Regions from separate parts of the Homo sapiens genome. Here all the other regions are linked to region 1. Evidence: chromatin loops called from intact Hi-C (ENCODE). Cell type or tissue: heart left ventricle. All regions are shown on one strand. Links, peaks and the distances in the headings refer to the core of each region. The heading gives the core; the rest is flanking DNA.

Region 1 (10,857 bases), core at 889-8,888:
CTTCTTGAGAGATTCATATTTATTCTGAGAGCTGAAGAGAAATCAGAAAGCAGCTAGGTAGAAGGGGCAGGAGGTTTCCAGAAAGCCAGGCACATGGAACATTCAGTGTTGAGGGTTGAGGAGCTGGGAGAGAAAAGATTTCTTCCCCTTTTCTTGTTTCTAAGTCCTCCCTAAAGACTTGCTTCTAAAGAAGAGGCAAAAGTAATAAGATGTCACTTCTGAGATTTCATTATAAAAGATCATGACCTAGGCCAGGCACGGTGGCTCATGCCTGTAATCCCAACACTTTGGGAAGCCGAGGCGGGCAGATCACGAGGTCAGGAGATTGAGACCATCCTGGCTAACATGGTGAAACCCCGTCTCTACTAAAAATACAAAAAATTAGCCAGGTGTGGTGGCGGGTGCCTGTAGTCCCAGCTACTGGGGAGGCTAAGGCAGGAGAATGGCGTGAACCCAGGAGGTGGAGCTTGCAGTGAGCCGAGATCGCACCACTGCACTCCAGCCTAGGGGACAGAGCAAGACTCCGTCTCAAAAAAAAAAAAAAAGATCGTGACCTTTGTCTTGCACATTTGCCCATGCTCTCTCTCTCTGGCTCTCTCACTCTTTCTTTCTCTGTGTCTATCTGATGAAGCCAGCTGCCATATTGTGAGCTGCCCATGGAAGGGTCCACATGACAAGTAATTAAGGGAGTCCTTCAGCCCAACAGCCTATGAGGAAGCGAATCGTGCCAATAACCTCATGGCTGAACTTGGAACCACATTCTACCCTAGTTGGGCCTTGAGATGACTGCTGCCCTGGCCAACCCTTGATTGCAGTCTTGTAGAGGTCCTAAAGTAGAGGACCCAGCTAAGCCACAGGTGGACTCCTCACATACAGAAACCGTCAGATAATAAATGTTGTTTTAAGCCACCAAGTTTCTGGGTATTTTATTTATTTTAATTTTTTAAAAATTAATAGGGACAGGGCCTCGCTATATTAACCAGGCTTGTTTTGAACTCCTGGCTTCAAGCAACCCTTCCACCTTGGCTTCCCAAAGTGCTAGAATTACAGGCATGAGCCAGCATGCCTGGCCTTCTGCGTAATTTTTTATACAGTAATAGATAACTAATATATTCATCAAATAAGGAGTCCCTGGATTTATCATGGACTTTGCATCTTACCAAAGTTTTGGGTTCATCCTGAAGCTGGGAACACAACAAATTCTGAGCACTCATGTCATTAGGAAGGAAACACTCCCTAAGTCCTAAGGGACACAGGAAATAAGTTCCCAATAATTATTATCCAAGAGCTGGGCATTCACCGCCCTTAGGCAACTGAAGAACTGTGAGGACCATATAGCTCCGCCACATCTAGGCTTCCTGAATAAGAATTAAGTGGACAATCTGAAAAATAACCAGATAATCAATTAGATGATTATATAACTGCCCTCATTCAAAGATACAGACACATAAAAAAGCAAACACATAAACATAGGGAAAAAACACCTGCAACTAAAATGGAGGAAATTAACACAAAGCACAAAAGATAAATGAGGAACATCCCTTGGAAGCTTTGCACTGGGAAACTACAAATACTTTTCTCGCTCTCAAGGAAATTAAAGCAAACCGGGAGCCTGTGAAATAAGAAATGTAAAATGAGATGAAAAGATAAGGTGAAACAGCAGCTGGCATAACTAGGGAAAATAAATTAAGGAGAAAGATAATTATAGAAGTTAAGAATCCTTTAGAAACTCAAAGTCTAGCCGGGCGCAGTGACTCATGCCTGTAATCCCAGCACTCTGGGAGGCCGAGGCAGGCAGATCACGAGGTCAAGAGATCAAGACCATCCTGGCCAACATGGTGAAACCCCATCTTTACTAAAAATACAAAAATCAGCCGGGCGTGGTGGTGGGCGCCTGTAGTCCCAGCTACTCAGGAGGCTGAGGCAAGAGAATTGCTTGAACCCAGGAGGCGGAGGTTGCAGTGAGCTGGAATCATGCCACTGCACTCCAGCCTTGGTGACAGACGGAGATTCCGTCTCAAAAAAAAAAAAAAAGGAAAAGGAAAAAAAAGAAACTCAAAGTCTAGAGTGACATTACCGAAAATGAAGTAATGATGTTGACGGGAGTCTGGAGAAAAAGTATCTAGAATGAAAGCTAAAGGACAACAAAGTGGGAAAATATCTTAAAACAATATTCAAATAAATACTGGAAAGCATTGCTGAACTGAAGATCAGAGCCTGGGGATCTAAAAGCTCACGACACATCAGGCAAAATTCATTAAAAGCTAAACATCAATGTAACCATCAGACGTTCCCGGTTTACATAATTTAACAAAAATATTTGGCCGGGCGCGGTGGCTCACGCCTGTAATCCCAGCACTTTGGGAGGCCGAGGCGGGCGGATCACGAGGTCAGGAGATCAAGACCATCCCGGCTAAAACGGTGAAACCCCGTCTCTACTAAAAATACAAAAAATTAGCCGGGCGTAGTGGCGGGCGCCTGTAGTCCCAGCTACTTGGGAGGCTGAGGCAGGAGAATGGCGTGAATCCGGGAGGCGGAGCTTGCAGTGAGCCGAGATCCCGCCACTGCACTCCAGCCTGGGCGACAGAGCGAGACTCCGTCTCAAAAAAAAAAAAAAAAAAATTTACAGCAACCATTTATTAAACTGGTTGGCTAGGTGTGGTGGCTCACATCTGTAATCCCCGCACTTTGGGAGCCCAAGGAGGGCGAATAGCTTGAGTCCAGGAGTTCGAGATCAGCCTGGGGTAACATGGTAAAACCTAGTCTCTACTAAAAATACAAACAAAAGTTGCCGGGCTTGGCAGCAGGCCTCTGCAGTCTCAGCTGCTTTAGAGGCTGAGGTGGGAGAATCACCTGAGCCCAGGAGATGGGGGAGGCAGTGAGCCAATATCACGCCACTGCACTCCAGCCTGGGCAACCAGAGTGAGACCCTGTCTCAAAATAAATAAATAAATAAATAATAAAAAATAAAATAAAATAAACTCATTATTTACAAAGATGAAAAAGAAGTGAATTGGTTTCAAATTTCTCAGCAACATTAGGTGGCAACACTAAGAACGATGTGATTTGAGAGTATCTGATCAATTGTTGCTCACAAGTATAGGCAACGGAAAGACATCAGATATGCAGATTCCAATTGTGGAGAATTTTGAAGCCATTAAAATAATAAAGTTTTGTATCAATCAGGATTCAATCAGCAGCTGAGCACAGTGGTCCCTGCCTGTAATCCCAGTACTTTGGGAGGCTGAGGTGGAAGGATTGCTTGAGGGCAGGAGTTTGAGACTAGCCAGGCCAACATAGCCAGACCCTGTCTCTACAAAAATAAAACTTAAAAAAGAATTAGCTGGTGGCCGGGTGCAGTGGCTCATGCCTATAATCCCAACACTTTGGGAGGCTAAGACGGGCGGGTCACACAAGGCCAGGAGTTGGAGACCAGCCTGGCCAACATGGCGAAAACTCATCTGTACTAAAAATACAAAAATTAGCTGGGCATCATAGCACGCGTCTGTAATCCCAGCTACTCGGGGGGCTGAGGCAGGAGAATCACTTGAATCCAGGAGGCAGAGGTAGCAGTGAACCGAGATCATGCCACTGCACTCCAGCCTGGTGACAGAGCGAGACTCTGTCTCAAAATAAGTAAATAAATAAATATATAAATATATAAATAAATAAAAGAATTAGCTGGGAGTGGTAGCACGCACCGATAGTCCCAGCTACTTGGGAGGCCGAGGCAGGAGGATGGCTTGAGCCCAGAAGTTCGAGGCGGCTGTGATCGCACCACTGCCCTAAAGCCTGAGTGACTCTATCTCAAAAATAAAAAAGGATTCAATTTCAGAAGCAGAACGGTGTGTGCGTGTTTGCATGTGCACAGCCGTGCGTATGGGGGAAGGTGTAACAGGGATTTGACTTATGCAGTGTGGAGCTGGTTAAGAAGTCTTCATAAGGCTTTTGTCTCCAAATCTGATGCTGGAGATTGAAGTACACAGGGCAAGCAGTCAGGAAGGAACAAGGAATGTAAAGTGGAGAAGGACAAGAACAATGTGAATCCCACAAGCAAGAGATGGAGTCCATGGGACTGAAACGCATGTCAGTTCTTGGGTCCCTCTTAGTGCTAAGCACACTCACCTGGCCCGGGAAGCAGACATGCTCTAGGAGGATCCGGGGGAAGGGGGAGCAGCTGAGCTCAGCTGAGCTGAGCCAGCAGAAAAACGATAACATGCATGAATGAAAAACTGTTGCTGCTTCACTTCACCCTCCACATTTTCCGAAGAATTTCTCTTGTGGGCCACCCTAATCAGAAACATACAAGAAAGGTAATTCTGAAAAAGTTAGCCTAGGCAAGTTGAAACATTACAAAAACACTACAGTCCACCCCTTGTCAACTTGGCACCCATAACATTGCCTTAAACCACACTTAATCTCCAAATAAAGTCAATAACAAAGTCATACTCTGCTTACCATGACACAACTGTCCTTCCTATACCCAGAAATACACATCTTTTTCCCCAGAAGAGAATCAGAGTCCACTTTTTGTCTTTGGATGATGCTCATTCTTTTACTAGCTGTTTCACATTCCTTCCTTGACATCTTGTAATATAAATATTTATATGTAAAGTTAGGTACAAGCATTTTGGGAGGCCAAGCTGCGAGGATTGCTTTAAGCCAGGAGTTGAAGACCAGCCTGGGTAACATAGCAACACCCTGTCTCAAAAAAAAAAAAAAAAAAAAAAAGCCAGGCACAATGGTATGCACCTGCAGTCACAGCTACCTGGGAGGATCGTTTGAGCCCAGGAGATTGAGGCTGCAGTGAGCCGTGATTGCACCACTGCACTGCAGCCTCGGTGACAGAGCAAGACCCTGTCTTAAAAAAGAAAAACAAAAAAGGTTAAATACTATTAGCACATCAGAGACGATAAAGGAATGAGAGATAAAAACAAAAATATTTGGTTCACCAGATGCAGCTGTGGCTTATGCCTGTAATCCCAGCATTTTGGGAGGCAGAGCATTTTGGGAGGCAGAGGCGGGCAGATCACTTGAGCCCAGGAGTTTCAGACTAGCCTGGGCAACATGGTAAAACTTCATCTCTACAAAAAATACAGAAATTAGCTGGGTATGGTGGTGCATGCCTGCAGTCCCAGCTACTGGGGGCGCTGAGGTGGGAGGATCACTTGAGCCCAGGGAGGTGGGGGGTGAAGGCTGCAGTGAGCTGTGATTGTGCCACTGCACTTCAGCCTGGTTGACAGAGCATAACCCTGTCTCAAAAAAAAAAGTTTTTTTGTTAATATTTATTAAAATAGATTCACATCAAAAGAAGAAAGAAATACTCATAATTATTACAGTCCTCGTTTCTACAGTGGGTCACAAGGTCATAGTACTTATGACTGCCCTCATCTATGATTTATTCTGCGTATCTTTTGCCCTCGGCAAGCACTTCAGTTGGTCGTGGCTTTTTGCCTGATGGAATGACTTAAATCTTTTGTGAAGGGTCTGGGCCATTAGCGGTCTTAATTGGGTTGTTGTAGCTCTCCATTGACCTTAATCACAGGATATGGCAGTACTAGGGGGTGCCCCAAAGGATCTCCTGCATTCTTCCTTCTTACGTCCATTGTGTAGGAGCAACCCCATTTCCTCTTGATAGTCAGATCAATCACTGCAGACAGCACTTTGCCTGTTGATGCAGTGCCCAAAGAGGCCAGATGGTGGCTTCAAGCTCCAGTTCCACGGATTATCTGCTGTGTCTCCTAGAGAAAACATTTCTCCCGTTGTAACTAAGACCTCTAGACCAGCAAAACCTAAAGTTGCAGGGATGGGAAGCAAAAATTCTACCACTGGATCACTAGGGTTAACAGTGAGAGGAGTCGCTTTCATTTTTATCCCTTGATAACTGGACTCATGAATCCTGGGTATGGGAGAAACAAGGCGGTTGATTTAGAGCATGTACCACATACTGGAGGGCAGCACCCCAGCCCTGCAATCTATCCCCTCCTAGCTGGCCCTGTAACTGAATTTTCAGTCATTCAACCATCTGTCAGGGCAGTTGCTTCAAGAGGATGGGGAACATGGTGAGAGCAGTCAATTCCACTTGTGTAAATTCACTGCTGCCTTTCATTTGCTGTGAATACCATAGTCATGGATGAGACACTCCGTAGGTCCACAGATGCTAGTTTTGGCAGAAGCATTGTGGGAAAGGAAGGCACATCTATGTCCAGAGCAAGGGTTAATTCCATTGAAAACACAGTGCTGCCTGCCTCATAATAAAAGTGGTCCAATGTAATCAGCCTAACACCAGGTAGCCGGCTGATCTCTTCAGCAGTGATGCCACATTAGGGGCTCAGTGTTGTTTCTTCTGCTGGCAGATGGGGCACTCAGCAGTGGCTGTGACCAGGTCACCCTTAGTAAGTGGAAGCACATGTTGCCAAGCCCATGCATAGCCTCCATCCCCGCCGCCATGGCCACTTTGTTCATGAGTCTACAGGAATGGCTGAAGGAGGCTAATAGCCACAGAATGGGTCATCTACCCACCTGATTATTAAAATCTTCCCTTGCCCTAGTTGAGTATTCAGATGGAAAACAATGATCTTCATACTCGGCCATTCAGAGATCTAATCTCATACCTCTTCCTCAGAGCTTCTTGTCATCAATTTTCTAATCAAGTTTTTTTTCTTTTTGAGACAAGGTCTCACCCTGTCACTCAGGCTGGAGTACAAATATGGCTCGCTGTAGCCTCAACCAACCTGCCAGGCTCAAGTGATTCTCCTACCTCAGCCTCCTACACAGCTGAAACCACAGAGGTGCACCAACATGCTGAGTTAATGTTTTTATTTTCTGTAGATACAGGGTGTTATCATCTTGCTCAAGCTGGTCTTGAACTCCTGGACTCAAGGGATTCTCCCACCTCAGCCTCTCAAAGTGCTGGTATTATAGGCATGAACCACTGTGCCCAGCCTTCTAATCAAGTTTCTTCCAAGTCCCTAAATACCCAGCTAAATCATGAATTGGTGCACTTATTCTTCTGTTCATTTCCCCTTCCAGGGAAAGTGAAGAGCTGAGTGCACTGTTCCAAGTTCTGTCCACTGGGAGGATTTCTCTTCACACCATCTTTCAGGGCTGTCCTGGAGTGTGGCCGTGGTGCCATAGCGGTCCACATTCAGGTGATGCATGCATACTGTGGAGCCCCGTCTGTAAATCAAGCCTGAGAGTTGTCTTCCTTTGTCAACTGATCACAGGGATTCCCTAGGAAGGTAGGGGTGTGGGTTGAGAGAGAATGTTATACAGCAGGAATAAGAGCCCTGGGCAAGTCTAGGAATTTACTACAAGATCTTAGGACAAGACATGATTAACCTGCCCGGACAGCAATGGAAGGGCGGCTTCTAATGGCCAAAAAGGTTTGAGGTCCCCTAGCTTCATCTGTGCAGGTGACTCATCTCAATGTTCAGAATTACATTTCTTCTCAATCAATGCACTAACTTTTAACAGAAGAGACTCTGTGAGGTTGGGAATTCAACTTGCTTTATGATTCACTGCTTTGTTGGATGGTTCACCAAGACTCACAAGGCTCAGTAGCAGGTTATACTAATAGCTAACATTTTTGTAACAAAAGATGCATATCAAAAGCGGCAGGTAAAAACGATACACATGGGTGATGTCCAGGGGTATCCAGCACAGGCTTCTAAGGTTCTTGCTTTCCATGGGCACACTGGAGTTCTTGCCAACAGTGAACCATAGGGACATGTGTAGTCTCTGTCCCAGGAGCCTGTTTTTAGTCTCAGGGTCTGAAGGGGTTAGTCACGTAGACATAACCTGCTGTTAACTGTTTCCTCACAGTCTGCAGGAATAAGCTTTGGGTTTGTTATTTTTTTTAATTAATTAATTTATTTATTTATTTTTGGGACAGAGTCTTGCTCTGTTGCCCAGGCTGGAGTGCAGTGGCGCGATCTCGGCTCACTGCAAGCACTGCCTCCCGGGTTCACGCCATTCTCCTGCCTCAGCCTCCCAACTAGCTGGGACTACAGGTGCCCGCCACCACGCCTGGCTAATTTTGTGTGTGTGTGTGTGTAGAGATGGGGTTTCACCGTGTTAGCCAGGATGGTCTCGATCTCCTGACCTCGTGATCTGCCCGCCTTGGCCTCCCGAAGTGCTGGGATTACAGGCTGGAGCCACCGTGCCTGGCTGTTTTTTTAAATCTCAGCCTTTGGCCAGGCTTGGTGACTCATGCCTGTAATCCCAGCACTTTGGGAGCCCAAGGCAGGTGGATTGCTAGAGCCTGGGAGTTCGAGACCAGCCTGGGCCACATAGTGAGACTCCAACTCTACGAAAAAATTTTAAAAATTAGCTGGATGTGATGGTGCTTGCCTGTGGTACTAGCTACTTGGGAGGCTGGGGCAGGAGGATCATTTGAGGCATGATTGTGCCACTGCACTCTAGCCTGGGTCACAGAGTCTCAATAAATAAATAAATAAAATCTCAGCCCTGCAACTACAAGAGGTGATATTTCTTTCAGACAGTCCTAGAAGCTGTTAGATCCCCTATGCAGATTTTTTTTTCTTTTTGAGATGGGGTCTCTGTCACCCAGGCTGGAGTGAGTGGCTTGATCATGGCTCACTGCAACATCAACCTCCCTGGCTCAAGTGATCCTCCTGCCTCAGCCTCCTGAGTAGCTGGGACTACAGGTGTGTGCCACCATGCTCGGCTAATGTTTTTATTTTTTTTGTAGAAATGGGGTCTCCCTATGTTGCCCAGGCTGTTGTTGAACTCCTGGGCTCAAGCATTCCTCCTGCCTCGACCTCCCAAAGTGCTGGGTTTATAGGTGTGAGCCACGGCATCAAACCTCCTTATGTAGATCTTGAGCTATGAATAAAAAGTTAAAAGTCCTGAGCTAATTATTTTGATTTTAAGGAAATGTGGCAATCCTCTGACTAAATAATTACACTTTTATGAATTTATTCTAAGAAAATAAGGAGGTACAAAAAAATCTAACTATCAGGGTGAATCAACAGAGCACTATGTATAATAGCAACAAACTAGAAATTATTATACTTGTCGGAAACAACTGGGAATTTTGTAAATAAACTAGAGTACAACCATAAAGTAGAATGCTCCACAGCCATTAAAAATGTTAGAGAAGAACATTTATTGACATGAAAAGGTGTTTCAGATATACTGATATGTCAAACAAATAGTAAAACAACATAGAGTAATGATTCATTTTGGTAAAAAATATATATGTATATATAGAAAAAAAAATTCTGCAAGGACATATGCTAAATTGGTAACAGTGCTTACCCCTGGGAAGGGGGTATACAGATGTTGATTTACTCTTTGGGTACCTGTATTTCCCAGTTTTTCTATAAATCACATCATTTGCTTCTGTCATAAGAAAAAATAATATCTATTATCATCCTTTATTTTGATCAAAACAAATCAATTTTTTAAAAAATCTTAGGTTTTTTTAAGAAGCAGAAATAATTTCCAAATTGCCTCCAGAGACAATGATTTTATCCTCTGCAGAAGCTGGTCAGAACCTTCTTGATCACAGCCCCAGTTAGATACAGGGAAGAATGGCGCTTCCTACAGCTTCAGCGGCCTCAGCTCAGCTCTGTGCCCCAAGGCCAAACCAGCTCATCTCCAGCCCCATCCATCCTATTCTTGCTGAGTCACCAGTCTCATCATCTTCAGAGCCATGTCCCCTTGGTCAGAAGGAACCTAGAAAAAAACAACATCTGAGTTAGTGCTCCTGGTGCTATTCCTGGGGCTGGGGTCAGAGGCAACATCCTGAAACCTTGCTCCCAAAAGGGAGCCAGCTCTGTGACAGCAACCTGTGCAGACACCTGGGCACATCCCTGAGAGAGGGTCCTTCCTGAAAATGACTCCTGCACTGGATGAAAGCTCTTCTGGGCCCTGACTGGGCTGGGTGGCAGGGACCTGGAGAAGTCAGCATTTAAGACAAGAACCTTCTACTCCATTTGGAGCTGATCTGTTGATTTCTTGGTAAGGGTCATGCTAATGATACTAGACCTAGCCTGTTCAAGGAAGAAGGAAGATTCTAAACATTTTAAAGGCATCTGTCTAGAAGGGATCCCGGATTGAGAATAGAGAAATGGCTGAGAAGGGAGCTCACAGCAGAGAGCCGCAAATAATAAAAACAAACAGGGCCCTTTGGGTGGCATCCGATTTTCGCAGTTATTCAACTTTCTTTTGTTTTCCCTCAGATTTTTAGAATAAGTCCTTTAAAATTTCCTTCCCACACAGCATCAAAAGGGGGAAGGGCAGAGGCCTCAGTTTCTCCCTACACAGAAGGGGTTGGAGTATATGGTCTCCCCGTTATGTAATTCCCTGGCTCCATGATTCTCTATGGCACACCCATCCTTGACTCTTCTGCCAAGAGTCCCCAGGAGGCACAGGCAAGGTGGGTTATCCTAAAATGTCATTTAATCAATGAAAGGGGAAGTGGTTTGGGGACGACTTAACAACAGTCTCCAAGGGCTATTTTAAGCCTGTCCCCAACTGATCTGTTGTTCTATATGTGACAAACCAACAGGAAATGGGCCTGAACTCTAGTATACAGAGCGCGTGGTTGGCTTGTTCCATGCCTTCCTACCAGCCTCGTCAGGGACTTCTCTCTAGGGCAGGCTGAGCATCCCTCATTGGAAAATCCAAAATGCTCCACAATTCCAGCCTTTTTGAGTGCCACCATGAGGCCACAAGTGGAACATTTCACACCTGCCCCATGGGCGGCTGCATTCAAAATGCAGGCGCACAACACACAGTTTATTTCTGCATCCCCAAGGGGGTTACAGTACAGTAACCTTTTAATCAAAACACAGCATTGTAGGTAGAGACCGAAAGCTGCTGTTGCTT
Region 2 (10,857 bases), core at 967-8,966, 100 kb before region 1:
CAATCCAGGGCCAAGCCACAGGAAAGAAGGCATTGAAAGGTCAGTTCCCAAGAACCCAGCCAGCCTGCCTCCCCCACCCCTGCCAACCACACACCTGAGCAAGCAGTGCTGTATTCCCCGTCATCTCGCTCATGGCGGCATCTGCTTCCGGTGAAAACTGGTCATCGTCTTCAGGAGGAAAAGGAAAAGCGGCATTTAGGCTCTCACTGAGGCAAGGCACCCTTGTCATGTACACAAGTTTCAGGTGCATTCCAAGTAGAATGCTTCAGATGCTGTGGAACTTGAGAACTGCACTGGGGAGATCCACCCAGGTCAGAGACAGAGCCTAGGCCTCCATATGACTCCCAGTGGATAAACTAAGGGCCGCTACTGCATGTTGCCCACTGGTGCAGCACAGACAACAGATGGACAGAAACTTCACCACTAACACCACCACCAATACCACCAGCAGCAGCACCACCCCCACCCCCACCAACTCGGATGCTGGCAGTGCAGAGCATATGTGTTCTTCCACAAAATTAGTAACACCAAGTGCTATCCCCACTTTACAGGAGAGAACACTGAGGCAAAGGTGGATTCCTGAAGGTCAACCAGCTCCCAAGTGGTGAAGGTGGGAATCAAACCCAGGCAGTTGGCCACACAGCCCAATAAGGCCAGCCACTCAGAGTGGGCAAGGCGCTGCGGCAGCATTCAGCTTTGCTGGATTACAAAAGTTACATAGAACACCATACCCAAGGCAAGCAGTGGCAAGGATGGGAGAGACAGGGGTTTACCAAGGAAGATCCGGGAAAATCTTACGAAGGAGAAAGTTTCAGCTGGGTCTGGACAGATCGCTTAGATGGACAGAAGCAGAGAGGAAGGAGGGGCAACAGCAATAAAAGAAGCAAAACAAAGATCTTGCCCCAGTGCTCCCTCTAAGCCGACTCCAGCTAGACTGTAGTATTTCTAACGCATGCAAATCGCTTAAGACAAGCAAGAAGGAGATCAGAAGGGGCAAACCTGGGGAGGGAGTGGGATGGGATGAACTATCACCTACAAATATAAAATTCCTAGCCATAAACAGCTGCCATTTCGCCACCCTCTACACACCAGATCTTAGGTTTATGTAATTCTCACAGCCAGCATCAAAGACAGGTACCATTCCCATGTTCTGGGGTGAAAATTGAGGCTAAGTCATTTACCCAAGATTTTGCCAGTCCTCTTCCCTCTGACAATGCTTTCATAGTCTAAGACACCAGATAGGGTGTCCCCACTGTGCCCTATGGAGCTATGGCCTGGCTGAGCAGTATCAGTGACCAGCACGCCCTCAACCACCGGGGCTAAGACTCTGGGTCTGGACTATAATCTGGAAAGTGCCTTTGTTGGAAGCCCCTTGATGCCTGAGGTCTGAGTACAGTCTAGAGCAGTGGATCTCAAAGGATCAGCAGCACTGGTCTCACCTGGGAACTTGATAGCAATGTAAGTTCCTGGGCCTAAGCCCAGACCTATTCAGTCAGAAACTCTTGAGTGGTAGCAACTTATGTTAGCATAAATCCTCCAGGTGAGAACGGAGGCTCTGAGAAAGACCTACTCTCAACAACTGTCCCCAACAATCCCCCAAGCCAAAGGCCTCAGCTGTTACCTGACAGGGGCATCACACTGTCCAGAAGGACTTCTGCTCCCTGAAACGGCAGGGTGACAAAGTCAGACCTGGGAAGGCAAGAAAGGAACAAGTTTAATGTGGACATGAAGGCTGACTCCACTCCAAGCCAGTATTCATCTTTGTACAGTGACGCCCATAACCTGGGATGCAGCAAAGCAGAGGGTTCGTACTTTGCAGGAGGCCACGGCTCACAGCACACCCAAACACAGCCAGCCGACCCTGCTGCAAGCCTGACCTCAGAGGGACTTCCTATGACAAATTCCTAAAAAGGAGCCTGCTTCACTTTTTTCCTTTTTTGTTGATGTTGTAGAGATGAGGTCTCGCTATACTGCCCGGTCTGGTCTTGAACTCCTGCACTCAAGTGACCCTCCCAAAGCGCTGGGATTTGCAGCAGGCCACCACGCCTGGCCCAGCTTCACTTTTGAAGGATGATGCTGGGGATTCTTCCACAATACAGGCCTTCTAGCTCAGTTTGGCTAAGCGAGTAATCGAGTTTGTTTCTATCAGACTCTGCTAAAACACAGTAGGCAGCAGGAGGGAAGAAGTAACCCTCACCCAAGCCCTGGCACAACTGAGCCAGCCACGCAGAGATCACGCATCCCAGAACAAGCAGGGCGTAGGCCTGCCTGAGGCATCTCCGCTCACCTGATTTGCCGGAGCACGTCTACTTTCACCCTCTTATATCCGCCGTAGTCCACGTATCGAATCTCCACTTCGTTGGTCTCCTCGTAGGAGGCAACCACTTGGGCTCGCCACCAGGCCCCGTCCGCACCAGGGGCGGCACAGATGACCGTTACTGCAGGGTAGGGAGCAGAGTGCGTGGAACGCCTGGGCCAGGGCAGGGCACCAAGGGCCACCTGGCCACTACCCACCTCCCTGCGTTACCTCTCAGAGGCCTGCAACCTCCACAGTGCAGGGGACAGGAACAGCAACCGGCCCCAAGCAAAGCCTCCCCCAAGCCCAAGACCAGCCGAGGGAAAAACCTGGATGTGAGAAGTTCAGCCTAGCAAGTGTGCCGCCCCCGAGGCCATCCAGACTGAGAAGCATTCAGTCTAGATCCATTACTCCAAAACTTCTGGGACCCAAGAGGGACACAGATGAATAGGAATAAACCAAGTAAATATAGCACTCGGGGAATGGGGGCCAGGGCCAGCCTTACATTTAAAAGAAAGTCCCTGAAGAAATCAAGTGCAGCAGATCTCAGCATCCTCATACCTAGGGTGTGCTCCAGCCCACAACTCAGCTGGAGAGCTTGACCAGAAGGGGCCTCCTGGGCCTAAACCCCCTTCTTCTAGCCTTTGCCTCTGGAAGGTGCTGACAGCACCTGGGCAGCCACCCAGGATCAAGGAGTCACTAACCCACTGTGGGTCAGAGGCAGACGAGACCAGGAGGTAAACGTTCCCAGCAGCACCCCAACAGCTGCCCACGCTGGCCAGGATGAGGACCTGTGACATGAGGCTGACTGTGCTGGGTCCTGACCCTTGGAGAGAACCCCTGGCAGTTACCCCTCAGGCTCCAGTTCAGTCTTTACTGCTGGGTTAAGGCAACTTTAGAGAAGCCAATGAAAACTAAGTCCTTATCCTTCCAAAAGGAAAAAATCCACACAAAAGGCTACAGAGATCACTTCAGAAGGTTTTCTACTGCACTGAGTGACCCTGCCATCCCCTGGTGAGGAATGGGTGATGTTCTGACATTCCATCCTCTGTGATAAGGACAACAAAGATAATAATGACAAAGGCTGGGCTCAGACCCCAGATCCTGCTCACTTGGGCAAGTCACCTGAGGCCCAGTTTTCTCATCTGTTAAATGGAGATGACCCAACACGCTGCACAGGCTTGTTGGACTTGGGGATTTTTTTGTGGTAACCATTATATGCATAAGTGCTTTATATGTAATACATACAGTATTCAACACTAATTCCTGGAACAAGTGGGTATCACCCCCTTTAACAGATAATAAATAGGTGGCAGATACTATGACACTGGCTTTGAGGGAAAAAAAAAAGAAAAAATTAAAAAAAAAAATTAGTGGCAGAGCTGGGATCTGAATCCCTGTGTCAAAACTCTACTCCAACACCCATCACTCTGCCAGCCAGTGGAAACCCCAGCTCTGCCTTGCCAGGAAACCCACCCCAGCTCCATAACAATGGCAAGAATTGAAGGATGCTGCTTCCATGAAGGATCGCAGAACAGCCTCCTCCTGATCAGGATCCAGGGCAGAACAGGCAACCCCAGGGGTCCCCCTTCCCGACCCCTCAGGGCACTGCTTACTTTCCACTGGGGTGGGCAAGGTGGGGATTCCAGGCTGAGAGTAACAGAGGTACATCTGCTGGTCGAGGCTGCGCAGCGCGTGGAAGGTAGGGTGTGTGTGCTGCTGCACGAACAGGTGCCCGGCATTGACCTGGTTGACCACAATGACCTCCACGGTGATGCCATCAGGCAGCATGAGCTGTAGAGGGGAAGGGGGAGCGGTCACTGAAACAATCCTTCTTATCTCATCTTTGAATAAGTCCCGAGACCCAAGGGCAAGTCTCTGGGCTAGCATATCTTTGAAAAGGGCAACTCAAGACAACATGGCACCCAGAAGGTAGAGGTTGAAGGACTACTTTAACAACAGAAAGTGTTCGACACCCCTGTGGCTGTTGTCCTGCAATACCACGAGCAGCCATTAGGGGCAGTCTCACCTCAGGGCCAGGCAGGGAGGGTCCCACAGACACTGGGCAACCAAGAAGCAACTGCGGAGGTAGTGCTGGGCCTTGCACAGGCCTGGGCAGGGTCCACCTACCAGCAGTGCCCTCCCTCCCACTTCTGTTGATGAATCTATAAGACCCAGGGAGGGCAACACAGGAATGAGGTGGCCGCTGAGAACAAGACTCCTGAAAATAAGCAGTAGGCAGGCCCCAGGCCCTTTAGCCAACTCCTGTGGACTGGCAGACAACCCCAGGAGCCTATGGTCTGACAGCATCTACGCTGCCCTCCCAAGAGCAAGCAGTGGCCTCAGGTCAGGTCCATGGTCAAGGTCTAGCAGAGTCTGCTTCCTATTTGCTCTCCCTCCTACTGCTTACCCTCCTGAGGTCAGGAGTTCAAGACCAGCCTGGCAAACATGGTGAAATCCCATCTCTACTAAAAACATACAAATTAGCTGGGCATGGTGGAGCACACCTGTAATCCCAGCTACTCAGGAGGCTGGGGCAGGATAATCGTTTGAACCTGGTGGGCAGAGGTTGCAGTGAGCCAAGATCATGCCACTACACTCCAGACTGGGCAACAGAGTGAGACTCTGTCTCAAAAAAAAAAAAAAAAAAAAAAAAAAGAGAGTGAGTCTACGACCGAGCCTCCTGGGAAAAAACTCTTGATTCAGGAGTAAAGCATAAAGTGGTATTCAGCCTACTCTCACATATCCACAGGAAAAAGATATCCCAATCCTTTCCCTCCAGCCCAAGGGCCTTTGCAAAGGGGAAGACACAAAACTGAAATGCCTACCATCCATAAAAAAACAAAAAAACAAAAAAAAAACACGAAGGAGGACAATTTCCTTGGAGCTATAGTCAGCCCATCTGTCCATCTGTGTAAAACGTAGTCAACAGTCGTTGGCCCACAGAATTCTGCAATTCTACTCCCAGTGAGATAAGACCCAACCAGGGCCAGAGGCACACGGCAGGATATGGGCCACGGCCCTGAGAGACCCTGCAGTCAGCAGCACACAGGGGCCCTGGAGATAGCAGCTCTTCCCTCTGCCAAACTCCTGGGGCAACCTCCCAAGAGTCACTGGACTTCCGGGCCTGGTGGGGAGTATTCATTCTTCTTTGTAATTTAGGCACCTCCTGGGGAGGGGAAGGGGAAGGAGATCCTTCACCAGGGCCACTGTTAAGGCCTGACTCAACCAGAAGAAAGAACAAGCGCCATCCAAACCCATGATTCTAGTCCCACCCAGGTCTCAGGTGGTGAACGGCGACCCTGGACACACCCAATCTCCTGTCCGAACTACACCATCCTTTCTAAGCAAACGCCTAGAAAACTTAAAAGGTGCCCAGGGGGAGAGCCAGGAAAAGTAGTCCTCCCATGTGGGGACCAAGAGGCCTCTGGTTTCCTGCCAGCGCTATCACCACCTAAGCCCTGTCCCCAGAACACAGTCCCATAGCAGAACCGACCAGCAGAGGCCAGAGAAGAGAGGGCGCAGGCACTCATGTGCACTTGGCCTTCTTAGCCTGAGGTCTGGGGAGTTTCTTGTTTGGGGTAGGTTTGGGGGAAAGTGGCAAGAAGTCCGGATCACCCAGTAGCACGCTCACCCAGGATGTCATCGGCAGAGAAGGCAGTGCCAGTGAAGGCAATGGGGGAGCGTAGATATTGGTGAGGTTCAGCTCTTTGAACTTCTTCCCAATCAAGTTCAGCGCTTTGTCTACATGATGTTGAGAGCCTAAATAGCGGATGGGGGCAGGACATACAATCACTGTAAGAGGAAACTCACACCCACACTCACAAAAACACAGCCACAGACCCCACTCCACTGGACTTTGCATAGAGTTCAAGTGCATCTTTGAGGTAACAAAACACTTAAGCTCTGCTTTAGGAAGAAAGGCATCTAAGCCTTTCAAATGATACCTCTGCCATTATGATCCATGCTTTCAATGCAACAGAAGAGGCAGGCAGCTGTGAAAATGCCAAGGGGGAATTGCACACAGGGCACTTCTGCTTTGAGAGAAGCCTTTATGGGGTGGTGGGCACTATGAACCCAGGACCCAGGCCCCGCCCAACCAAGCACCCACACTTCTCCTGGCCAAAGATCAGAGTAGGGAGGGACCTGAGTCTCCCGCAGGCACCTGAAATGGGGAAAAGGCTGCAGGGAAGATACCTAATGCTCCCTTCCCTGGGATGAGAAGCAGGGTTTCCTATTCCAAAAAGATAGCAATTGAAACTCAGATGCTATTCACTTCTATTTAATATTTCAGGTAAGAGGCAATACAAGCAGCAGATGTTACTGACCTTCTATGTGGCAGATCTGGACGCTCTGGGTGTAAGGCAGGGTTGAAATGTAGATCTTGGCACCAGATGTTTGCTTCAGAAAACTCACATAGCGCCCCTGCTTGCCAATTAGCCGACCGACTAAGTGCTTCCAGAAAGACAAAAAGAGATGAGAGGGTTAAAGGGAAACCAATTCCCTGGACACCCAAAGACCTACTTCTGTTTTACACAAGATCATGCTCAAACATATTAGCTGTTACCATGTCAGCATTTATTTTCCAGGACTATTCTAAGCACTTACATTTACTCATAGTACCTGTGAAACACAGATAACTTTATCACCATTCTGTATATGGGGAAACAAGCCCAGAGAGGCTAAGTAACTACCTTAAGGTCACACAGCTGCTAACCAGGAAGTCGAACCAGGCAGTCTGGCTCCAGGACCAAGCAGTTCCCATTTCATCCCAACAATGTGGCCCAGACCCGGAAAGCTGCAAAGGCAGCAGCATCTTCTCCTCTAAAAGCCATGCTGAGAAGTTTCACCAGCACACAGTTTCTCGATTTCTCGTGCCCCTCTCCCTCAAGTCTACTCAGATCCAAAGATAAAGGGGCTCGATTTGAAAATGAAGGTCTAAGAACCCTGGGCTCCCGCTGCCAAGTGACAGCAGGCTGAAGCCTGCAGAGCAGGAGGCATGCAGAAGTGCCCAGTGCGCCAGAGTTCAAGGCAGATAGAAGCAGCCAAACTTAGCCCTTACGTAAGATGGGCTCCCACACAACCGCCAACGACCCCCTCCCGGAGGAGCTACTGGGGACATGGTCCATCCTCAGGCACAGCCTTTCTCTTCATGCCCTTTGTAACCACTGAAGGAAAAGCAGGCAGGACGGATAACAGGGCCCCCCAGGGAGGAAACCACCAAGAGACCTCGCAACCCAGGGTCAAAACAGCCACTCTGACCCAGAGTTCAGACCAAGCCAAGTCTCCACCTGAGCACAGAGCCCAGGGCCCTGGGAGAATGCGGTCTGACAAATTATTTCTGAGCCCCAGAGATAAACATCAAGATCAAGCTAATATGTTGTAAGTTCTAATAGCAAGAAGCTCGAAACCACTTAAGCACTCAGGAATGGGGGACTGATGAAGTAAACTGACATCCACACAGTGAATAATGCAGTTACAGTTACATTTTCAAAGAATAACACACGAAAATTAAATTGTTAAATATTTAAAGTATTAATTAAAGCGACATAATCTCAGTTTTGTTTAAAAACCACAGGGTGCAAGATGAGAAGGAAATAAAAGTCTTTCACAGTCACTCTCAAGGGTAGGATTAGAGCTGATTTTTATTTTCTGCATGTATTTCTATACTTTTCAAGTTCTCTAAAATATGGATTTATGCTTTGCTCAATTATAAAATACACTTGGAGCACTTGAGCAGAGCTCAGTGAAGGGATTCTGGCTGGCCCCCACGGCCTTGGTGTTTTTTTTCCAAATAGATCTGAGCCCCAGAATATGCAAGAACCACCCCCAAGGGAGACACACAGGCCTGCGAGTTTGAGAAGTACAAGAATAAGATGCTCCTGGAGGCAGCTGGAGGAATTCCATGTTGCAGGAAGCTCTCTGAGCCTTGGCAAAGTGTAGCGTGTCCTTTCCCTGCGGCCTTTGGCTGACCCAGGGCTCCTTCTGGTTTACTGTCCCTCTCCCAGCCCCCTCCCTCCCTGAGGTCTAATGGCCCTGGCCCCAGGGAGCTTTGGGCTTACCACAGAACCAGCCTGGGGGACTCCGCCCCTACCTTTGGCACCTCGATCTCCCAGATGATGAGGTCGACCTTCTTAGGGTTGGAGCCTGCCTGGGCATTTTGGAAGCTCTCAGTCTTCTTGAGACTGCAACAGCTATCCACGGAATCCATGCTGTTCCTGTCAGAACCTGCAGGGGAAGAAGCAGCAGGCACGCACACACACAGACCCCACTCAGAGCAGCCAGTAACCAAGAACTTCCCAAACTCACATTCCCAGGAGGCCCTGCCCCACACCCGCTCCTCAAGCTTGGCAGGTGACTGTCAACTTACAGTCTAGAAGGCTCAGAACAACCCCAATGAAAGGAGAACTGGGGGTGTCGATACACCTAATTTTAGCCTGTCACTTACAGTCCCACTTGCTTAATTGGCAGCCGCACCCAGCCACAGCTGCTGGAGCAGAGACACAAGTGGTGAACTTGGAAGAGACAGACTGCGCCCAGGGAAGGGGAGCCCAGAGGGCGGGGGAGGAGACACGCTTGAGGTCCACATGGTCCTGAGAGCCAGACCGATGGACCACAAACACCTTGACACCCTTCCAACTATCCTACCCCCTCAGACCAAGGGTCAGTCTCCTGTCCCCAGGGCCCAGTCCCAGGGTCATAGGTACTGGCCTTCAGCCCAGCAGAGCTAGACAAAGTCCTCACTGGCCTGCCTGAGGGCCCCATTCTTATACCTAGCGGGGACCCGCTCGTTCCTCTGCCATATGTGGACTAAAAAAGGAGAGTCTCCTTTCCCTTTGCTTAGGCCTGATTCATGCAACTCTGAACACTCTTCTGGCTCAAATACTCCCTTGGTCAAAAGACTGAGCCAAAGCTCATGCCCAAGAAAACCCAATGGGAACAGACTCTGCTCCCGACCTGGGCTGTTCCACTCTCACTCAAGAGCGTGCCAAAGGGACCGTCACAAAAAAGCGGGTCCAGATCAGCTCAAGAGAAGTGGCCCTGGCTTAAATATGGATGACTCAATCACCAGAAATAGATCACTCCTGAGAGTCTACCAATTAGGTTACCTTCCACATGGTTTCTCCAAACCCTGAGTATAATCCTTTGCCAAGTAACCCATACACTGGATGCAGAGAACTAAGGCCCAAGAGATCCTGCTCCCAGCTAAGGAAGAATCACCTTCAAAATGACTTCCCCCCTTAACACTAGGCGCTTCGAACAGGATTCATGCAGGGAAAAGTACCCCTTCTGGGGGAAGACTGCTTGGCTAGCCTGCGGGAAGCATAACAGGCTGACAGGGGCTGGGCGAGGGGGCGGGGAGCTCTGCTCACTCACAGTATCCAGCCTCTGCCCCACAGAATGGGACTGGCTAACACCTGCCATCCCGATGGCTCCCAGCAGTGGCTCAGAACCACACCCGGACTCTAGCAGGCTGCACTCAAAGGCCAGCTTCCAGCTCCCTCAGTGGGGTGGTCCCTGGTCCCCTTCTCAGCTTCAACTTCCTCACAAACAAAGCAGGGCTGACATGAAGGTACATGCGAGGCACTAACCTCGTGCTTGGCACCCACCGCATGCTCGTGGACAGTATTACCTCATTTCCACGTGCCATCCCTAAACCTCCCTGCCCATCACCACGGCTTAGGTTCAAGCCTAAACTCAGAAGACTTCAACAGGTCTGAGTAGCTACTACTATCCATCTAGAGTTGGCAGACAAGGCTGCGGGGCTTGTTAATTCAGCTGAGGGGCAGTAAGCAAAGGGAAACTCCTTTATTCTTAAAAAATAAATAAAATAAAAATCACCCATTTTCAGATGCAGTATTTTAAGAAACATTTAAACATCCCGAGATTAGGATGCATCATATAGTATCTTGCCTTCTATAATCATGACTGGCAGCACTTTTTTCTTTCCAAGGTACATAAAAACAGTAGTGTCTTAACAGCATCTTGGAGGTGACAAAATGTAGCGTGTGGTACAAACTAGATGCTGCTGAAAGTGGTAAAATTCCCAATAAAGATTCCCAACCTACCCGGAGCTGAAATGGGAGGGAATGGCTCCAGGACAAACAAGTCAGAGAGCCACTCGGGATATTCGTGGCCTCTCTCCATGAGATAAATGAAAACACCCCAGGGTGCCTGCAGAAGCAGGGTCAGGAGCTGCTGACCTGTAAGTTAGCGGTCTGAACTGTCTACGCTGGGGTCAGCACTCGAAAAACCCAGGACACCTCGTTATCAAAGTGCCCCGCTTTCCCGGGGGTGGAGCTGCAACTGCACAGAAAGAAAATGGCTGAGGCTTTCTGCAAAGGTGACAGCGACAACTCAGGAAGCTCAAGCCTCCCACAAGTATTCAAAGCTGTGGCCGTTCTTTGGGCACTTACCCTGTAAGAGCTTCTGGAGAAGGAAAGCAGGTGAAGACATGGGAACAAGCACATGATTAAAAGGAAATAAAAACCATTCAAAACACTCACACCCATACCTGGCACTCAAGGGAAGTAAAGCTAAGGAGGCCTCTCCATTAAAAC
Region 3 (10,857 bases), core at 1,090-9,089, 43 kb before region 1:
TAATGATTACTGCAGATGTACAACCAATGAAATATTAATTGATTTCAATATCTTTGTTTTTTCTCCCTTCTGGTTGTTCATCAATATGTATACTACATGATACATGTTGTCCATGATTTTTGTCCATAATATAATCTATTTAAACTGAGTAAGAGTTACTTCTAAATATGTTGTCTATGATTTCTTCTGTCACTTTAAAACCAATTAAAGTAGTAACCTCATTTTGAGTTCTCCATTCTACGTGGCGATCATTTAGTGCATTTTAAAATATATAATTATTTTTATTTTTATTTTTACAGAGATGAAGTCTCACTATATTGTCCAGGTTAGTCTCAAACTCCTGGGCTCAAATGATCCTCTCACCTTAGCCTACCCAAGTGCTAAGATTACAGGCATGAGTCATTATGCCTGGTCATTTAATGCATTTTTTAAAATCTGTATTACATGATAAACATTCTTGCATCACATAATTTCTATAAAACCTAGAAAATGTCCACTGTTTTCTATAAACATTGAGCTGTCATTGACACAAATATCATCATGCTTGATTTTTTTTTTCATCACAAATATTCTCTTTCCTTTTCCAAACATGCAGTAGGCATGTACTTCCACGCTCTCTTTGAAGTGAGGTATGGTCATGAGACTTGCTTTGACAAAGGACATGAGAGCCAATATGTGAGGAGTCAGTGCATGCATGACCTGCCACTTACCCTTCTTCATCCCTTTTTCCGTTTTTTTTTCTTTCTTTGAGACGGAGTCTTGCTCTTGTTGCCCAGGCTGAAGTGCAGTGGCACAATCTCGGCTCACTGTAACCTCCACCTCCTGGGTTCAGGCGATTCTCCTGCCTCAGCCTCCCGGGTAGCTGGGATTATAGGCATGCGCCACCACACCCAGGTAATTTTTTTTTTTTTTTTTTTTGAGATGGAGTCTCACTCTATTGCCCAGGCTGGAGTACAATGGCACAATCTCCGCTCACTGCAGCCTCCACCTCCCGGATTCAAGCGATTCTCCTGCCTCAGCCTCCCAAGTAGCTGGGATTACAGGCGCTCACCACCATGCTCAGCTAATTTTTGTATTTTATTAGAGATGGGGTTTCACCATGTTGGCCAGGCTGGTCTTGAACTCCTGAGCTTGTGATCCGCCCGCCTCGGCCTCCCAAAATGCTGGGATTACAGGCATGAGCCACCATACTCGGCCTAATTTTGTATTTTTAATAGAGACAGGGTTTCTCCATGTTGGTCAGGCTGGTCTTGAACATTACCTATCTGGTATGAAAAGAAAAAAAACGGCAGGCCCCAAACAAGGCTGAAGTTCCATGTCATCAAACCAAACCAAAGTTGCTTACTTGTAAGATCAGATCTTCAAGAAATCAGGAGAGAGATGATAACCAAATCCTATTAAGCCAGTAAGATTTCACTTACATTCTTACAAGGAAAGTAATCTTGAAATGATTAATCCACCATTTGTTCATTGTTCCTGCTTTCCTCTGTCTCTTTCTGCCTATAAAACTTACCCATTCTGTCTAGCTCATTGGCGCTCCTTTCTGTTTTGTAGATTGGATGCTGCGTGGTTCATGAATTGCTAATAAAAGCTAATCAGATTTTTGAAACTCAATTTGTTGACCTTTTGTTCTTTGATGACCACTTCACCTCCAATTTTAGGTTCTTTTTCTTTCTTCATCAATAGACCTGTCTATACTTCTCATTAAGCAGTAATGGCTAAAAACCATTATAGCCATTTGAGAAGCACTTTCTTTTTATAATCTTTTTGCCTTGCTCCTCACTAGCATAGTGTTTAAGAGGACAGACTCTAGAGTCCAGCAAGCCAGACTCAAATCCCAGCTCTATCACATACTAGTTTTGTGACCTGAGCCAGTTAGTTAATTTGTCTGTGCCTCCATTTTCTTGTCTCTAGAATGGGGACAAAAATAATACCTGCTTTTTACGATTGTTGTGAAGATTGAATGAGATATTTCACATAAACACTTAGCCCAATGCCTGGTACAGAGTGAGTGCTGAATAAATATTAGCTATCATTTATTAGTGCCTTATTAGTGCTTTATTGCTCTAAGCTTCAGCTTACCCTGTAATTCTGGCATTTCTGGCCCACCAGTGCAAGTTACAGTCAAGGAGTCTGTATCACAAAATAGAACTCCTATATAATCCAGCAATCTTACTTCTCGGTATACAGTCATCCCTTGGTATCAGTGGGGATTAGCTCTGGGACCTCACATTGATACCAAAATCCACAGATGCTCAAGTCCCTGATATAAAATGTTGTAGTATTTTAGCTGGGATTGGTAGCATGCACCTGTAGTCCCAGCTACTTAGGAGGCTCAGGTGTGAGGATTGCTTCAGCCCAGGAGATCAAGCCTGCAGTGAGCCATGATGGTGTCAGTGTACTCCAGCTTGGGTAATGGAGTGAGACGCTGTCTCAAAAAAAAAAGTTGTAGTATTTGCATATGACCTGTGCACATTCTCCTATATACTTTAAATCATCTCTAGATTACTTATAATACTCGGCACAATGTAAATGCTATGTAAATCATTTTTGTCACTCAGGCTAGAGTGCAGTGGCACAACACAGCTCACTGCAGCTTCCACCTCCTAGGCTCAATGCGTCCTCCTGCCTCATCCTCCTGAGTAACTGAGACTACAGGTGTGCACCACTGTGCCAGCCTACATTTTCTACTTTTTTTTTTTCTTTGAAAGGAAGTCTCACTCTGTCACCCAGGCTATGGTCCACCCAGGCTGGAATGCAGTGGCATGATCTTGGCTCACTGCAACCTCCGCCTCCCAGGTTCAAGCGATACTTCTGCCTCAGCCTCCCAAGTAGCTGGGACTACAGGCACGTGCCACCATGCCTGGCTAATTTTTTTTTTTTTTTGTATTTTTTAGTAGAGATGGGGGTTTCGCCATGTTGGCCAGGCTGGTCTCAAACTCCTGACGTCAAGTGATCCTCCTGCCTCAGTTTCTCAAAGTGCTGAGATTACAGGCATGAGCCACCGTGTCCGGGTAAATTTTCTACTTTTTGTAGAAACAGGGTGTCCCTATGTTGCCCGGGTTGGTTTTGAACTCCTGGGCTCAAGTGATCCTCCCATCTTGGCCTCCCAAAGTGCTGGGATTACAGGCATATGCCACTGCCCATGGCCTAAATAGTTGTAATACACTGTTTGTTTGTTGTTTGTTCGTTTGTTTGTTTTGAGATGGAGTTTCACTCTTGTTGCCCAGGCCGGAGTGCAATGGTGTGATCTCGGCTCACCGCAACCTCCACCTCACGGGTTCAAGTGATTCTCCTGCCTCATCCTCCCGAGTAGCTGGGATTACAGGCATGCACCACCACGCCTGCTAATTTTGCATTTTTAGTAGAGACAGGGTTTCTCCATGTTGGTCAAGCTGTTCTCGAACTCCTAACTTCAGGTGTTCCACCTGCCTCAGCCTCCCAAAGTGCTAGTATTATAGGCGTGAGCCCCTGTGCCTGGCCCCAAAGTCCTGGGATTACAGGCATAAGCCACTGCTCATGGCCTAAATAGTTGTTATACTCTATTGTTTAAAAAACAACAATCAAAAAAAGTCTGTTCATGTTCAGTAGAGATGCAATATTTTAAAATATGTTTGATCCTTTGTTGGTTGAATCCATGGATTTGGAAACTACAGATATGGAGGGTCAACTGTATATCCAAAGTAAATGAAATCAGTATCTAAAAGAGATATCTGCACCCCCATGTTCATTGCAGCCTTATTCACAATAGCTAAGATGTGGAAACAACCCATGTTCATCAACAGATCAATGGATAAAGAAAATGCGGTATATATACATACATAGCGGAACATTATTCAGCCTTTAAAAAGGACTTTCTGCCATTTGGGACATGGATGAGCCAGGAAGATATTACGCTAAGTGAAATAAACCAGGCACAGAAAGACAATTACTCTATGATTCCACTTGTTTGTGGAATCTAAAAAAGTTGAACTTGGCTTGGCGTGGTGGCTCCCACCTGCAATGCCAGCACTTTGGGAGGTTGAGGTGGATTGCTTAAGCTCAGAAGTTCGAGATCAGCCTGGGCAACATGGCAAAACCCCATTTCTATAAAAAATACAAAAATTAGCCAGGTGTGGTGGCATGTGCCTATAGTCCCAGCTACTTGGGGGATTGAGGTCAGAGGACCACTTGAGCTTGGGAGTTCAAGGCTGCAGTGAGCTGTGGTACCACCAGTGCACTGCAGCCTGGGTGACAGAGCAAGCCCCTGTCTCAATAAATAGATAAATAGAATAAATAAAAATTTAAAAATTAAAAAGTTGAACTCATAGAAGCAGAGTAAAATGGTGGTTACCAGAGGCTGGGGTGTGAAGGAAGTGAAGAGATGTTGATGAAAGGGTACAAACTTTCATTTATAATATGAACAAGTTCTGGGGATCTAATTTACAACATAGTGTACATTACTGTATCAATTACTTGAAATTTGATGAGGGAACAGAATTTAAATGACCTTAGCCCACCACACACAGACAGTGGTAACTATGGATGATGACAGGTATGTTAATTTGATTGTGATGATCATTATATAATGTATATGTATATCAAATCATGTACATATTAAATATATACAATTTTTATTCGTAAATTAACTTTTTTAATTAAAAATATTGACTGCTGCAAGCCCAAAAGACTAAAAGGAAAAATAAAATGGATGCTATGTCTCAGACGTCTCCCGTTTCTTCATTTACCTGTAGCTTTGCTCACACTTCTTGCCTCTCCCTGCAAGGGACTCATAGCTGATCCACAGCCACTTGGGAGCACCCTCGAGTTAGGGCCAATCTGTTCTTCCTCCTGACAGGTGCTTCAGATCCCAGCCAGCAAAGATCATTTTCAGAAACTTTCACTTTCATATCTAGCCAGAGCTGGAAACTGGGCATGTCCTTCCAAACAGTTGGCAGGAAGCTGGTTCCCAACCGCTAAGAAGCAATAAAACCAAGGCCACTCCTGCAGAAGAAGGCTTCTAACAGCACAGGATTCAAGCTCTATAGAGGTAACTCCCAGCCATAGCAGCAGTGTTTGTAAGTGTGGCTGGATCAGTATTTCAGAGTTCCCCTTCACTGTCATCAAATTCCCTTAGGACCTCCCTGCAAACCTCACCTTTTGTAACTGAGTCACCCGCCTGCAGAACCAGATAACAAAGAAGGTGAATTCAGGACAGTTATATGCAAAAATGCTGCTGGGCTGAGCCAAGACAAAAGTTGGAGGACACATTTGCAGAGGAATATGATTGTGTTTTTTTGCATGTTTGTTTGTTTTCGTGTGAGACAGAGTCCCCTCTGTTACCCAGGCTAGAGTGCAGTGGCGCAATCTCGGCTCACTGCAGCCTCCACCTCCTGGGTTCAAGCAACTCTCCTGCCTCAGCCTCCCAAGTAGCTGGGATTACAGGCATGCGCCACCATGCCTGGGTAATTTTTGTATTTTTAATAGAGACGGGGTTTCTCCAATGTTGGTCAGGCTGATCTTGAACTTCTGACCTCAGGTGATCCACCCACCTCAGCCTCCCAAAGTGCTGGGATTACAGGCATGAGCCACGCACCCTGACAATGATCTGGAAAATATAAAACTACAGAGACAGTAAAAAGATCACTGGTTGCCAGGGATTAGCTACTCGGGAGGCCGAGGCATGAGAATCACTCAAACCCAGGAGACAGAGGTTGCATTGAGCCAAGATCATGCCACTGCACTCCAGCCTGGGCCACAGAGCCAGACTCTGTCTCAAAAAAAAAAAAAAAAAAATATATATATATATATATATATATATATATATATAAAATATATTTATATATAAAATATATATATTATATATTTTATATATAAATATATAATATATTATATATAGTTATAGAGTCACACAATATGTATTACTTTCAGATTGGCTTCTTATATTTAGCAATATGAATTTAAGTTTCCTCCATGTCTTTATGTCTTTTTTGTTTTGTCTTGTTTTTCTTTTTTTTCCTTTTTTTTTGAGATGGAGTCTCACTCTGTCGCCCAGGCTGGAGTGCAGTGGCATGATCTCAGCTCACTGCAAGTTCCACCTCCCGGGTTCAACAATTTTCCTGCCTCAGCCTCCCGAGTAGCTGGGACTACAGGCGCCCGCCACCACACCTGGCTAATTTTTTTTTAAAATTTTTAGTAGAGACGGGGTTTCACCATCTTGGCCAAGCTGGTCTCAAACTCCTGACCTCGTGATCTGCCTGCCTCGGCCTCCCAAAGTGCTGGGATTACAGGCATGAGCCACCGCGCCTGGCCTTGTTTTGTCTTGTTTTTCGATTTTTGAGATGGGGGTCTCACTGTTTTTCCCAGGCTGGTTACAAACCTCCATGTTTTTTCCTGGCTTGATGCCACATATCCCCCCCTCCCCCATTTTTTTATTGCGGTAAAATACACACAACATAAAATTTACGACTGTAACCTTTTTTTTTTTTTTTTGGTGGAGTCTTGTTCTGTCACCCAGGCTGGAGTTCAATGGCGTGATCTCGACTCACTGCAACCTCCACCTCCCAGGTTCAAGCGATTCTCATGCCTTAGCCTCCAGAGTAGCTAGGATTACAGGCACGCACCACCACACCCAGCTAATTTTTGTATTTTTAGTAGAGACATTGGCCATCTTGGCCAGGCTGGTCTCAGACTCCTAACCTCAGGTGATCTACCCACCTCGGCCTCCCAAAATGCTGGTATTACAGGCACGAGCCACTATGCCCAGCCCACTGTAACCATTTTTAAGTGTACACTTTAGTGATATTAAATACATTCATAATGTTCTGGTACCATCACCAGTATTCAGCTCTAGAACCCTTTTCATCTTGTAAAACAGAAACTCTATATCCATTAAGTAATAAAATTCTCCTTCCTCCTTGTTTTTTAGAGATGTGGTCTCATTTTGTCCCCCAGGCTAGAGCACAGTGGCACAATCATAGCTCACTGCAGCCTCGAACTCCTGGGCTCAAGGGATCCTTCTGCCTTAACCTTCAAAGCAGCTGGGATTACAGGTGTGAGCCACTGCACCTGGCTTTTCTGACAGGTTCTTGAATGGAATCCATTAAAGCCTAATGAATCAGAGGTATCCTAGGAGTGAGCTTTCCTTCACCCTTTTGTATAAAGCTTCTCTTTGCTTTGTGAAGATCTGAGTGGCTATTGTTACAATGTGAATCAGGTTTCACTCTTAGGCAGTGGGCTCAGGAATAGAAAAAACACCAACTTGCTCAGACACGTGTATCAAATGGCAAGATGATCTCACCAAGCACTGTCCTCCTCAGAATTTATTTTGGGTGCAACACACATTAAGGACATAGTGGTAAACCAGGCTTCGAGCCATCTGTGTGAGAGATTTGCCAGAGGCACGAAGACATCGTATCCCCGGTGTCTCTGAAAAGGAGAGCTCTTTGCCTTCCATCACAGGCATAGGCAAGTACCCTGCAAATCGCTTCCCACTCAACACAATAGTTCTTGTTGCTATTTTATTTGTGAGCTACGTCATACATGCAGAGGAGTAAAGAAAACATATATGTGTCATTCAATTGTCATTATAAATTGAACACCCATATAACCACCACCAGGTCTAGAATAGTATTCAGCCCCCTCCCAGCAGCCCCTGTGTGTCCCCCTATTCCATCTCCTTCCCTCCCCCAGAAGTAGCCACTATCCTAACTTGTGGAAACCGTTTTCTTTCTTTCCTCTTTAGTGTTACAACTAAATGTGCCCCATAAACAAGCATCAGTTTGTGAATATCATATAAATGGAATTAGACCGGGTGTGGAGGTTCATGTCTGTAATAGCACTTTGGGAGGCCAAGGCAGGTGGATCACCTGAGGTCAGGAGTTCGAGACCAGCCTGGCCAATGTGGTAAAACCCTGCCGCTACTGAAAATACAAAAAAATTAGCTGGGCATGGTGGCAGGCACCTGTAATCTCAGCCACTCGGGAGGTTGAGGCAGGAGAATTGCTTGAACACTGTGGAGGTTGCAGTGAGCCGAAATCACGCCACTGCATGCCAGCCTGGGCAACAGAGGAAGACCCTGTCTCAAAAAAAAAAAAAAAAAAAAAAAGAAAAAGAAAAAGGAATGATATTGTATATATTCTTTGTGACTTGTTTCTTCCTCACAATTGTTCTTAGACAATGTGTGAAGAGGCCTTTTTGGTGCCTGCTGATGTTTTCCGGGATGGTGGATTCAGGAGTATGCTGTCTTCACAAACATTTCTGGCCTCAAAGTCACATTGAGCAGCTTGGGCCTCCTAGCTCAGCCACTTAGTGTGTGACCTTTCTTGTCCTCCTTTGTAAAATCAGAACAAATTATTCCTGTAGACATGAGCACCTCAAGAGCAGGAGTGTTCCTCATTTGCCATTCTGTTCTCTAGAACTTGCAGTGCCTGGTGCCTAATGAATCCTGAGTGAACACAGGAGACATGGTGAGATCATGTATGTAAGGGCCTAATACCACCCCTGATTTATAGCAACTGCTCAATACATGGGAGCCAATCTTATTATTGCCACAGTGTTATTTATTTGAATATGGGAGGCAGCCTCTCAGATGGCCGCCAGGGAGTCCCACCTCCTGGTATTCTTGTATTTGTACATTCCTCGACTGTACACTGGATATATTCACTCACTCCTAAGAAATAGAATGCAGCAGAAGGGATGGAATGTCACTTCCAAAATTATAAAAGACCATGGCTTTTATTTTGGGTCCTCTTTCTCACTGAGGTCTCTTGGATTGCTCACCCTAGAGGAAGCCAGCTGCCATGTCATGAGGCAGCCCTGTGGGGAGGCTCATGTGATGAGGCGACTGAGTCCTGTAGACAACAACAAATGTGAGCTTGGGAGTGGATTCTCCATCCAGTTGAGTCTTTGGAGGGGGCTGCGGTCCAGGCTGACAGCTTGACTGCCACGTTATGAAAGACCGTCAGCCAGAGGCACCCAGCTAAGCCATGCCTGGATTCCTGACCCACAGAAACTGTGAGATAACAAATGTTTGTTGTTTTCCACGACTACATTTTGTGGCAATTAGTTACACAGCGATAGATAACTAATGCAGTGCCTTTTCTTGGGTGAAAGAGTGCTGACAATTTTTAGAGCCTGTGGCAGACAAGGAGATGCACTGTTCAGATCCCCATTTAAGGGTGGGCTCACTGCCCAGCTGCAAAGATTTCAGTTCACTGACAGCCTTCAAGTCCAGCTCAGCTTTCCAGCTGAGATCATGCTCTTCTTGGGACATTCTCCCTAGTCAATGACTGGGCAAGGGGGTGGAAGAACGGCCTAGCCATCTCTGCTCAATGCTGGACCCCTCCAGTGGGTAGTTTTTGCTTCAGAGCTTCCTGTTTGGCTGGTAGAGACTTTGATAGGTCTCCTTCCATGGGTGTTGCTCCCCAATAAACCTTTCTATTTTCCATTCCCATCATAGCTTCTGCTTCCAGAGAATCCATTCTGTAATGAAATATCTACTACACAGAAACTCAAGCTTTCAGCCAGGTGCAGAGGTGCTCACCTGTAATCCCAGCACTTTGGGAGGCCAAGGCAGGAGGATCGCTTGAGCTCAGGAGTTCAAGACCGGCCTGGGCAACATAGCGAGACCCTGTCTCTGTGACACACACACACACACACACACACACACACACACACACAAATTAGCCGGGCATGGTGGTGCATGTCTATAGTCCTAACTATTGGGAGACTGAGGCAGGAGAGTCACCTGAGCCTGTGAGCTCTAGGCTGCAGTGAGCCATTATCGTACCTCTACTCCAACCTGGGCAACAGAGTGAGAGCCTGTCTCTAACAAACAAACAATCAAATAAAGGCTCAAACTTTGTAGCCAACCCAGACCTGAGTCCAAATACAGACTCTGCCCCTTGCTAGCTCTGTGACCCTGGGCAAATTACTTAACTTTTCTGAGCCTTGATTTTCCTACATGTAAAATAGATGACAAATAATGTAGGAGCTGAAATGGGATACTTATAGTGTAAAACAGAGTTCCCAGCTTCTAGTGATAGTTAAAGGATAATTTTTTTTTTTTTGAGATGGAGTCTCACTCTGTCACCCAGCCTGGAGTGCAGTGGTGTGATCTCAGCTCACTGCAACTTCCGCCTCCTGGGGTCAAGTGATTCTCGTGCCTCAGCCTCCCAAGTAGCTGAGATTACAGGTATGCGCCACCATGCCTGGCTAATTTTTGTATTTTTAGTAGAGATGGGGGTCTCACCAGGTTGGCCAGGCTGGTCTCGAACTCCTGACCTCAAGTGATCCACCCACCTCGGCCTCCCAAAGTGCTGGGATTACAGGTGTGAGCCATCGCACCCAGCCAGGAGAACTATTGTCTATCCACAGACTACACATCAACTAGTATCTTTACATTTTCCATAAAATGTTACTGGCAATTGATTAAATACATTGCCTATTATATCTATAGTAGATCTTTGACATTTGTGAGGATTATATCCTTTACCTTTATGAAAACTCAAGCTACCAAAGACCACTGTAGCACATATTGTCACATATAAAACAAAATAAAGTACAACTGAAAATTACACATTACTCTGGTGTGTGTGTGTGTGTGTGTGTGTGTGTTTCAAGACAGGGTCTCACTCTGTCACTCAGCACCCAGGCTAGAGTACAGTGGCATGATCACAGCTCACTGTGGCTTCAAACTCCTGGGCTCAGACAAGTCTTCCATCTCAGCCTCCCAAGTAGCTGGAACCACAGGTGCACATCACCACACCCGGCTAATTTTTATTTTATTTTTATTTTCGTAGAGACAGGGCCTTGTTAGGTTGCCCAGGCTGGTCTCGAACTCTTGGGCTCAAGTGATCCTCTTGCCTCAGTGCTAAG

What was found. A loop is a pair of places that touch in the nucleus more often than their neighbours do. Peaks named below come from ENCODE experiments on the same cell type or tissue, not always from the same donor. Only the 100,000 strongest peaks of a DNase experiment are listed, where the experiment ranks them.
Region 2: a loop joins it to region 1, with 4 times the contacts of the local background. A loop is called at or near these places in 46 of 110 quality-filtered maps.
Region 3: a loop joins it to region 1, with 2.6 times the contacts of the local background. A loop is called at or near these places in 19 of 110 quality-filtered maps.

Annotation. Positions count from the first base shown.
Region 1 is chr17:57,005,018-57,015,874 of GRCh38, reverse strand. It overlaps SCPEP1 (serine carboxypeptidase 1), which reads right to left. Exons shown (of 13, transcript NM_021626.3): 13 at 9,107-9,702. The coding sequence ends at 9,640. Among named protein-coding and RNA genes, the nearest start is that of SCPEP1, 32 kb to the right of the region's middle. RefSeq lists enhancers at 5,429-5,628, 5,265-5,894. In heart left ventricle, for the core only: a CTCF peak has its summit at 5,698; no DNase peak of the experiment used is centred there.
Region 2 is chr17:57,107,692-57,118,548 of GRCh38, reverse strand. AKAP1 (A-kinase anchoring protein 1) reads right to left here. Exons shown (of 11, transcript NM_003488.4): 3 at 8,391-8,524; 4 at 6,625-6,751; 5 at 5,931-6,058; 6 at 3,913-4,090; 7 at 2,288-2,438; 8 at 1,622-1,689; 9 at 95-168. Among named protein-coding and RNA genes, the nearest start is that of AKAP1, 28 kb to the right of the region's middle. RefSeq lists a silencer at 4,187-4,481 and an enhancer at 9,079-9,680. In heart left ventricle, for the core only: CTCF peaks have their summits at 4,320 and 8,499; DNase peaks (open chromatin) are centred at 4,311, 7,373, 8,278 and 8,778; H3K27ac peaks cover 4,620 bases.
Region 3 is chr17:57,048,489-57,059,345 of GRCh38, reverse strand. No RefSeq gene overlaps it. Among named protein-coding and RNA genes, the nearest start is that of AKAP1-DT, 31 kb to the left of the region's middle. In heart left ventricle, for the core only: a CTCF peak has its summit at 4,755; no DNase peak of the experiment used is centred there; H3K27ac peaks cover 2,617 bases.